Linked DNA regions of Homo sapiens: region 2 is linked to region 1. The links are chromatin loops, found by intact Hi-C in ENCODE. Cell type or tissue: spleen. All regions are shown on one strand. Each heading gives the region's core, and the rest is flanking DNA. Links, peaks and the distances in the headings are about the cores only.

Evidence for each region. Hi-C counts contacts between places; a loop is a spot of excess contacts. Peaks named below come from ENCODE experiments on the same cell type or tissue, not always from the same donor. Only the 100,000 strongest peaks of a DNase experiment are listed, where the experiment ranks them.
Region 2: it touches region 1 in a loop (1.8-fold over the local background); 1 of 110 quality-filtered maps calls a loop at or near these places.

The regions. Positions count from the first base shown.
Region 1 is chr2:25,482,615-25,487,997 of GRCh38, forward strand. DTNB (dystrobrevin beta) reads right to left here. Exons shown (of 21, transcript NM_021907.5): 10 at 182-259. Among named protein-coding and RNA genes, the nearest start is that of DTNB-AS1, 64 kb to the left of the region's middle. In spleen, for the core only: no CTCF peak of the experiment used is centred there; no DNase peak of the experiment used is centred there; H3K27ac peaks cover 519 bases.
Region 2 is chr2:25,542,509-25,547,891 of GRCh38, forward strand. All of the region lies in intron 8 of DTNB (dystrobrevin beta), which reads right to left. Among named protein-coding and RNA genes, the nearest start is that of DTNB-AS1, 120 kb to the left of the region's middle. In spleen, for the core only: no CTCF peak of the experiment used is centred there; no DNase peak of the experiment used is centred there.

The DNA of each region.
Region 1 (5,383 bases), core at 281-5,280:
GGGGGAAAAAAGGAAAATAAAAAGTAGAAATTAAGACTAAAAGACGGTCAAAGGAAGAGAAAGCAAACCAGTCCTTTCTGCCCTGTGGAACAACCTGCTTTTCAGGCCTCATTTCTGGCAGGGGCATCGCAAATCAGTAGCAGAGGCCAACACCCAAGTCGAAGGCACAAGACATACGTACCTCTTGGTGGGAGTGGGCACTCCAGAGGACATGTGGCTAACCATGGTGTCATTCATATTAGTCAGAGGGCGAGGAGGACTGAAAGAAAAGACATTTACCTTATATTAATAATGACCAACTAGGGGAAACAAGGGAAACGACGATAAGCATGGTAAGAGCAAAGGGACCAATCATCATTCGCGGTAAGCACAGACGGACCCATGGGGAGGGGGGGGACCCATGGGGAAGGGGAGGCCCATGGGGAGGTGGGGACCCATGGAGGGGGGGAACCCTTGGGGAGGGGGGTAGAAATCGATACTTCAAGCCTAAGTAAATTCAGCAAGAGGTTCTCCCTCACAAAGCCACAGGGCCACTGAGCTGTGGGTACCAGAGATGCAACTGATTATAAGCACACTACTGCAGGACGTAACTTTGGTGGCTTTTGCTTTGTAGTTTTAGTACATAAGAATTTAAATTCTGCCCCTTAGTGAATTTCTCTACATTTTACGTACAAGATTACTAGGTGTCTGGCATTCATTGTATATTACAAAGGTCACAACATCGAGGTGCATGCTGTTCCTGAGATTTGGTTAGAGCTCACTGGTTTCCCTCAGACTTAGTTTGTAAACTTTTAACCAGAACAGACTGTTAAATACCACGTTCAAAAATAAAGACTCTGGAACAAACTTTGATTAATTCTCTACTAGAATCTGAACAACAAATCCAAATTTTACACCTATACCCTAATTAGAATGTTGTCTTTGATAACCCCTAATCCAAATTTAAACTTCAAGGTTAGCATTTTTGGTAACTTGTCTTTAGCTGCAGGTTTTCTAGACTCAGGTCCATTTCTCCTTCTTGTGAAAGTCCTGAAGGAATGAATTCAAGCTTCTCAAAAAGGTGCCAGGTATCTTGCCTTCCAGCCATTCTTCAACCCCTCTCCCTCCCTACCAGGTTCAGCTACAAAAGGGTTCTGTCTTGCATCTGGAACCACATGACTATTGCTAAATACTTAAACTGGAAAATTTCTCACTTCCTCTTTTAAACTGGAAGAAGTACAGTCATGTGCCACACAATGATGTTTAGGTCAATGACAAACCACATACATTATAACAGATTATAATACTGTATTTTTACTGTACCTTTTCTATGTTTAGATACATAAATACCCTTGTGTAACAGTTGCCTCCAGTATTTAGTACAGTCCCATGTTGTACAGGTTTGTAGCTTGGAGGCTACATACATAGAGTGTACTTACACATACTTGGATGGTTTTGCCTGCTGCAAACCTAGGCTACACCATATAGCCTAGGCTACACCATACGGCCTAGGCTACACCATATGGCCTAGGTATGAAGCAGGCGAAACCACCTAGGTTTGTGTAAGTACACTCTCTGATGTTAACACAACACAAAATTGTCTAACAAAGCATTTCTCAGAATGCATCCCCCATTGTTAAGTTATGCATGATTATACTTCTCATATTTGTCTATCAAAAGCATAAAACTGAAGCTGAAAGTCCTTCTCTCATATTTAGGTGCTTGGGAACTAACTACCTTCTGGTTTCTCCTTCCGTTTAAGGACAGAGTTAATTATGTAAAATGTTTCTGGAGAGGTTATACTTAGCAATTCTTTGTGAATATTAAGGGATCACAGGCTTTATTGTTTTGCAGGTTTCATAGTACACTCAAATAAAAGCTCAAGGGGAAATATTTCAGGGAGGGCCAAGGAACCCAGATGTTAAAGAAGGATCTCTTTCTCCATCTATCTATGCACTTTTTTTTCTTCTTAAACCAACTGCATTTCTGTATAGGGATTTTTAAAAATGATTTTTCCATTTAATGGAGAGGATCCGAGATGGAAAGTAATTTGCAGGGAACTGATTTTGGTCTCTTGATTTTTAAGCCATAGTACTATGCTTATTGTTCTACATTCCTCCCTTTGTGTGACATGTCTCTAAGTAAGACATTTAGAATTGAAATATGCCTCTCTAGGCTAGAAGTCAATTCCAAGTTATTTATCTGACTACCTGTCTTCAGACAGATATCCAATTATGTCCCAAACTTTCAAGACTATTAATGCTAGTGGCTGTGCTGAGTTATAGTCAATTAATCAGTTGTTTTAGGTTGACTAATGATCGAAGTGAACACAGAGATTAGCTTGTATTTAGTCCTAAATTTATATTTTTGCCTCTAGTTCTCTTATATCAATTGTCCAACTGAAACAAGGAGACAATCCCTATGAAAGAACCAAATCCAGCACAACAGCTTTCTGGTCCTGGAAATAGAATGGGCTATTCTTTAATGTATTATTATTAGCAATCTATTTCCAAAAGAAGATAAAGACATTTTCACATTGCTTTCAGAACTAATACAGTTACCTGCTATATATATATTTTTTAATTTTTAATAAATAATAGAGACAAGGTCTCACTATGTTGCCTAGGCTGGTCTTGAACTCCTGAGTTCAGGTATCCTCCCACCTCCACCTCCCAAAATGCTAGGATTACAGGTGTGAGCCACCATTCCCGGCCACCTGCTATATTTCAATATTAAAGATATCACTGCATTCAATTTCCTTTTTGGTATTCTCAGAGGAAAAATGAGAATAAAAAATTCAAATTCCTAGAACATAAATCCATGCAATAAAATTTCATGATTTGTAACAATTTGGTCTGATACCACAAACATCTTTATAATCAATATCTCTTGGTATATATCATGTTCAACCATTATAGCACAAATATCAAAGCTTCTTCTCTAATATTCAAAACCAGACAGTAATGGCTATATTGTAAACTATAAACTAATCATAACTGACCCCCAAATGTCATAGCCTTTCTGAACTCCTAACATGCTTTGCTAGAAAGACAGGTATATGTCTGCAGTTTAAAATGAAAGAAGCACTTGCAAACTTAAAGGAGGTCTTTACTACAGAACCTTCACTAGAGCCACGACTCACCATGAAAGCCAACAGCTCAGATGCATTCTTAGAAGGCATAACATGGCCTGGGGAACGTAGTGAGACCCTGTCTTCACAAAAATTAAAAAAAAAAAATTAGCCTGCTGGCCAGGCGCAGTGGCTCATGCCTGTAATCTCAGCACTTTGGGAAGCTGAGGTGGGTGGATCACAAGGTCAGGAGTTCAAGACCAGCCTGGCCAAGATGTTGAAACCCCATCTCTACTAAAAATATAAAAATTAGCTGGGTGTGGTGGCGGGTGCCTGTAATCCCAGCTACTTGGGAGGTTGAGGCAGGAGAATAGCTTGAACCCGGGAGGCGGAGGTTGCAGTGAGCCAAGATCACGCCACTGCACTCTAGCCTGGGTGATAGAGCAAGACTCCATCTCAAAAAAATAAAATAAAATAAAATAAAATAAAATAAAAAAATAAAAAAGATTAGCCTGCTGGCTGGGCACAGTGGCTCACGTCTATAAAACTAGCACTTTGGGAGGCCAAGGCAGGCAGATGGCTTGAGCCTGGGAGTTTGAGACCAGCCTGGGCAACATAGCGAAACCCCGTCTCTACAAAAAAATACAAAGATTAGCTGGGTGTGGCGGCGCATGCTCGCAGTCCCAGCTACTCAGGAGGCTGGGGTGGGAGGATCACCTGAGCACAGGGAGGTTGAGGTTTCAGTGAAACTGACATTGTGCCACTGCACTTCAGGCTGGGTGACAAGTGAGATCCTGTCTCAAAAAAATAAAAAATAAAAATGAGTCTGGCATGGTTGCACGTGCTGTAGTCCTAGCTACTCAGGAGGCAGAGGTGGGAGGATCATTTGAGCCTAGGAGGTTAAGGCTGCAGTGAGCTGTGATTGCACCACTGCACTCCAGCTTGGGCGACAGAGCAAGACCCTGTCTCAAAAAAAAAAAAAAAAAGGTAATACACTAAAAATGACTTCTGGCTCAAACAAACATACAAAACCTTCATGGTTCTTGTAAGACATAACTGAAAAGAGTATTTCCAGGTGTAAAGCAGACATTAATGCTACAAATTATAGAAACTTAAAAAAACAGAATTGGCACAACATTAGATTGGTTTTGTTGATCTTTAACATGTAAAACCAGTTGAATACCTTGAGCACCAGATGTTCTGTATCTTCCTTTGGTACAGATCTCAGCAAGGTATAGGCACTATTGAGTTTCATGATACTGAAATGGCCACCATCTATCGCTTGGTCCAGAAATTTGGGAGGTTCCTTCTTTGTTAATAAGATATACCATTTTTTCGATGGGATAGAATAAGATGATGATATAGGTAGAAAGTATCTGGTAGTCAGTAGAGGTAGTTTTTAAAGACTTGGCAAGAATTTGGTACTTCTTAATTAAAGGGAAAGCATCACTGTTACTGGGTACCTACTGATAAAAGATTATCTTTATTTCAATGACCTAACTGTATATAGATGGAGACAAACATGCAAGCAAATCATCACAATGCCATGTAATGAGTGCAGCAATGAAGTATGGTCAGTCCTCCATGTCTGTGGGTTCAACCAACTGCAGATGGAAACTATTCAGAGAAAAAGTTCCACAAAGTTCCAAAAAGTAAAACTTGAATTCACCATATGCTGAGTAATACACTGAATCCTTGCAAAGGACGTGATGTGTAGGCATTGTGTTAGGTATTACAAGTACTCTAGAGAGGACTTAAAGTATATGGGAGTATGCGCATAGGTTATATGCAAATACTATTCTGTTTTATTTCAGGGACTTGAGCATCCTTGGGTTTCCATATCTGTGGGGGCTCCTGGAACCAACCCCCAGGGATACTGAGAGACAACTGACAGACCAAGTGCTGAGAGTCACAGATGAAGATCAGGTACTTCTGCCTGGAGGTACTTCTGCCTGGAGGAACAAGGGGCAAGAATCGTCATGGAAGGCCTCAGAGAGGAGGCATCGTTGAGAACAGTTTTCCAGATACAGAAAAAGAATTAAGAGAACCCTAGATAGAAATAGTATGTAAAATGGCATAGAAATCCAAAAATACATGAGAAACTGGGTCTAATTTATTTGTTTGACCAAAGGCATCTGAAAGGGAGTAGCTGGAAACGCATGTGGAAAGGTAGAGGAGAGGCAGGATGTGAAAGGAGCTTGTCCTAGCACAAGGTGAGAGATCTGAACTTTATATTGCAGGCAGCAGGAGAAGCACTGAATGTAAGACAAACACCAATGTGACCATCACATCATTTTAAAAGCTCACTCCAGAATCTTGCAGATGCTGGTCTTT
Region 2 (5,383 bases), core at 281-5,280, 60 kb after region 1:
ACCAATGTTATTCCCTCTAGCCTCAAAAATGAAACTGGGCATGCTCATTACTTCCTACAGAATCTGGGAAATTTTGTATAATACTGCAATTATTCTTTTATTTGAATGTTTGCTGAAATTCACAAAAAGTCACTCAGGCCTGGTTGTTTCCTTTGTGTAAATATATTGAGCAAATTCAATTTCTTTAATAATTATGTTATTATTTGGGTGTTCTATTCCATCTTGAATCGGTTTTGGTAAGCAACGCTGTTTTAGAAATTTGTTAATTTCAACTTAGCTTTTAATAACCAAATGTACAGTTCTTTTCTTATCTTTTTATCCTTGATTTCCCAGAGAATACAGTCTATATGATATTATACTAATTCTTTTTTGAGGCTTCCTTTATGTGGTCAATTTTTGTGTATTTGAAAAAAAAATGTGCAATCATTCATTGCTGGATATGTTAAAATTATCCAGTTTGAAAATGTATTTCTCAATCTCACTGTGTTCCTGTTAACTTTTAATTTATATATCTGTAGAATTGTTAATTTTGTCTTTTTATCTTTGATAAACCATCTCTGGTAAAGACTTTTTAAATATGATAAAAATATACAAAGTCTAAAGTTTACCATTCTAACCTCTCTGGTAAAGATTTTTGCCTTAAAATCCTTTTTCTAAGACTAATATACTTTCAACAAATTTGTTTTGATTAGTACTTGGCCTGGTATGTCTTTTTTATTCTTAACTTACAAGTTCTCTGTGTCCTTATTTTTTGGCTGTCTCTTGTAAACAGCATAGAGACAGGTTTTTTTTGTTTTGTTTTTTGTTTTTTTTTTGAGACACAGTCTTGCTCTGTCGCCCAGGCTGGAGTGCAGTGGCACGATCTCGACTCACTGCAACCTCTGCCTCCCGGGTTCAAGTGATTCTCTGCCTTAGCTTCCCGAGTAACTGGGATTAGAGGTGCGCGCCACCACGCCCAGCTAATTTTTGTATTTTTAATAGAGACAGGTTTCACCATGTTGGCCAGGCTGGTCAGGAACTCCTGACCTCAAGTGATCTGCCCACTTCGGCCACCTAAAGTGCTGGGATTATAGGCATGAGCCACTGCGCCTGGCTGAGACAGATTCTTAAAAATATTTGACAACTGTTGCTTTTTATCTAGAAAATTTAATGAATTTACTGATTAGTAATATATTTTTATTCATTTTTATGGCTTATTATGTCATTACTTGTTTCGTCTTTTTCCTATTTGTCCTTTTCAGGTTTTATTTTCTTATTTTATTTTCCTCTTTTGGAAATTTGCTCTTTGAGTTTACTCTTCTAGCAGCTACTTTTGTTGTTGCTGTTGTTAAAGTAACATTTATTGAGAACTTACTGTCAGGGACTTAATGGGTGCTTTTAACTCTCAAAATAGTTTTATGAATTAGATGTTAACATATAGGCACAGAAATTAACACTCAGTGTAAAAATTAAGGCTCATATAACCAGGTCTGTCACTCTTTTTGTGGTACAAACAGCCCCTCAACAGGTAAAATTACTCAAGAGAAAGAACCGCTGGCAACTAGGAGGGACAGCCACGGCAGTGAGGCATTCTATTTCTTAGAAAGAAACAGGCACCCGCAGCCCAGCGTGGGGGATGTGGAGTACCACCCTCAGGGCTCGCGGGTTGGGTCATGAAGGTGAGTCAGGGGTGGGGACACGGTGTCCAACTGAGGGACAGATTCCAAAGTGGGCAGCAGGCGACTCACTGCAATGGTTTCATGTGTGCTCCTGTGCCAGGGCTGAGACTTGTTTTCCTCGGATAACCATGAACCAGGCACTGCGATACTCTGCAAAACTTTTTCTTGAGCTCAGATTACTGTGTTTTCAATCAGCCTCAAGCTAATTCCTTGCACAGCACAATCTTCAGCTCAGGGTATACGCTGACAGGCCCTGACATTGGGAACATAACAGCCTAATGGAAAAAGCTCAGGATTGGTGACTTTGAGGCCATTCCTGTCATTTTCACTTCCAATTACTCTCTCTTTCTGAGCACATCATCCTGAACTCCAAGCCACACCATCTGAGGGGATCTAAGCAGAAAAATATCCCCCAGTGGCAGACTCTTGGTACAAAGCCTGCTAAAGCCTCAGACAAGTCAACAACTTTCTCTATTTTAACATGAACACTTACCACAATCTTAATCAACATCTGTAACCTCACCTAGTAACTTCAGTCCTTTAATCATGCCTCAACCAATTTCATGCCATAGTTTAGTACTTCAGCTGCACCTTATTATAAGCTCACCAAAATTAGTAATTATTATTTATACCTGGTGCTTAAAGTCATCCACATTTATCAATTCCACTTTGCACTATTTCTTCCTTCTTGCCTCAAATTATTTTTTGCTCAAAGTATATCCTTTATTAATTCTTTCAGCAATGTTTTGTTGGTGACAAACTCCTTGAGACTTTTTTGAAAAATACCTTTATTTCTTCTTTGCTCTTGAATAGATTAGCTGGGTAGAGAAATCTGGATTGATCTTTTTGTTCCACCCTTTATATCCTTTACTCACCTTTCACACTTTCCATCTCCTTTTATCTGTGTTCAGCACTCTGTATTCTGATTAATCTCATCACATCTAATTCCCATACCCTAATTTTCACTTGAACAGTCTCTAACTTTCTATTTAACCCCTCCATTGAGCTTAACTTTAATATTTTTGATTTCTGAAAGTTAAATTTGGCCTTTTTTCATTCAACTTGTCCCTTTTAACAATGCCACTATTCCCAATTTCATTTCTTTAACTTTTTGAATGTGCCATTTCTAAAGTTCTTGGCATGCTAAACCTATCTGTTGTGTTTGTTTGCTGATTTTCCCTCACAGTAGATTGTTTTGTGATTGGGTTTGCAATTTTTGGTAATAAGCTCACCCTTAGCAGGGGTTGTTTTCTGCATAGGAGTCCCATTTGAACTGAGCTGTGGAAGTGTATGGCTACAGAGGGATTTTTTTTGTCTTCTTCTGGCAGGTACTTCAGAGCAGTGCTATTATCCAACAGAACTTTAAGGGATGATGAAGACTTGCTATACCTGCATTATCCAATATGGAAGCCACTAGCCCCGTGTGGTTACTGAACACTAGAAATGCTGCTACTGGGCCTGAGGAACTTTATTGTTTATTTTTGAGACAGAGTCACCCAGGCTGGAGTGCAGTGGTACGATCTTGGCTCACTGCAGCCTCCGCCTCCCGGGTTCAAGCAATTCTCCTGCCTCAGCCTCCTGAGTAGCTGGGACTACAGGTGTGTGCCACCATGCCTGGCTAATTTCTGTATTTTTAGTAGAGATGGGGTTTCACCATGCTGGCCAGGCTGGTCTCAAACTACTGACCCCAAGTGATGGGCCTGCCTTGGCCCCCCAAAGTGCTGGGATTACAGGCATGAGCCACCGTGCCCGGCTTAGAAACTTAATTTTTAACTTGCGAACCCTGAAAGAGTCAATCCTTCCAGATGAATCCTGAGTGGCAAATGGCCTAAATTCAAATACAGCCAAGCAGCCATTTGCTGGCTAGAGGTCACACACATACTCTGCCTTCCCAGCAAACCCTATGTTTATTTAACATTGGGACTTTCATAACTGTCTGTTCCTACCTCAGGCAATAGACTGTGACTTGCATCAACCAATCAGAACTCAGCAAACATCAACCAATCAGAACTAGGCAAGTCTGCAACCGTCCTTTGCATAAGTGGACCAGGGTGGGAACCTGGACAGGACCTTTCCCTATAATAGACAACCCTCTCTTGGTTCTCTCACAAGGTTTTGTGCCAAAGGCTTCATTTTGTGCCAAAGGCTGCATCTCCCCAGTGTGCAAACTGTTCACTAGAATAAAATCTTTTTCCTCTAAACTTTTCAGAAAACTGGTAGATTTTGTAAGTTTTCTTTTTTCCCAGAGCCTGGCTGCTGGATATTTTTTGTACCTTCTCTGGGCCACTGGAGTTTTTCTAGCCCCTCTTTGTTTTAAGGAGGCAGCTCTTCTAAAGTCCTGGCCTTTACAGAAATATTAGTTCCACTTACCTTGTTTCGTGAACCCAAGACAGATTTCCTACTTCATGGGGGCACTAAACCCTAACCTCTGGGGCTAAATCCAGTATCCAATCTGATAGACCCCTGGAACACCACAGTGTTAGGTTTAATTCTGATAGCCAGGGCTTTCTCTGACTTTTAATCAAGCTAAATTCTACATTTCAATTGTTGTTGTTATGTTTAATCCAGCGTGCATGTCTCTGTCATTGGAGAAAGGAGATTACAATTAGCTTAGTTTGCCATGTTGCTGGAGTCAGCAATTAGGTTGGTGCAACAAGATAGGATAGATCTTCTATTCTTTTTTTTTTTTTCTTTTTGGAGACAGAATCCTGCTCTGTTGCCCATGCTGGAGTGCAGGTGGTGCAATCAGCGCTCACCATAGCCTTGATCTCTTGGCCTCAAGTAATCCTCCCACCTCAGCCTTCTGAGTAGCTAGGACGAAAGGCATACACCACTGTGCTAAGTTAATTCTTTTGTTGTTGTTGTAGAGACAGGGTCTTGCTACATTGCCCAGGCTGGTCTTAAACTTCTGGCCTCAAGTGATCCTCCCGCCTTGACCTGCCAGAGTGCTGGGATTATAGCAATGAGCCACCACACCTGGCCAGACTTTCAATTATTTTAAATGCAAGTTGAATTATTCTTGCATTTCCAGGATAAGTGCTACTTGATAATGCTCAAATAAATTTACTAATTTTTTAATGTAGAAATTTTATACCTGTATACTTCTTTTTTTTTTTAATCTACCACTAAGAGTCATGCACCTGTATTCTTTCTTTCCTTTTTTTTTTTTTTTTTTAAGATGGAGTTTCACTCTTGTTGCCCAGGCTGGAGTGCAATGGCACAATCTCGGCTCACTGCAACCTCCGCCTCCCGATTCAAGGAATTCTCCTGCCTCAGCCTCCGGAGTAGCTGGGATTACAGGCACCCACCACCATGTCCAGCCCATTTTTGTGTTTTAGTGGAGACGAGGTTTCACCACGTTGGGTCAAGCTGGTCTTGAACTCCTGACGTCAGCTGATCCACCCGCCTTGGCCTCCCAAATATGCACCTGTATCCTTATGGGAAGACAGCTTATAATTTTCTCTTTTGGTGTTGTCCTTGCCTGTTTGGGGATGAAGGTTATGCTGGCCTAGTAAAATTGGTTGGATACATTCCAATTTTGTACTCTGGAATGGTATATATCAAATGAAAATTATCTGTTTCTTGAAGTTTTGAAAGAACTCACCTGTGAAATAGTCGAGGCTTGATGCTTTCTTTGGAATGTAGATCTTTGATTCTCATTCTAATATTTTTAACTTGCTTATTGACTATTAAAGATTTTCTACTTCTTTTACCAAATTTGGTAA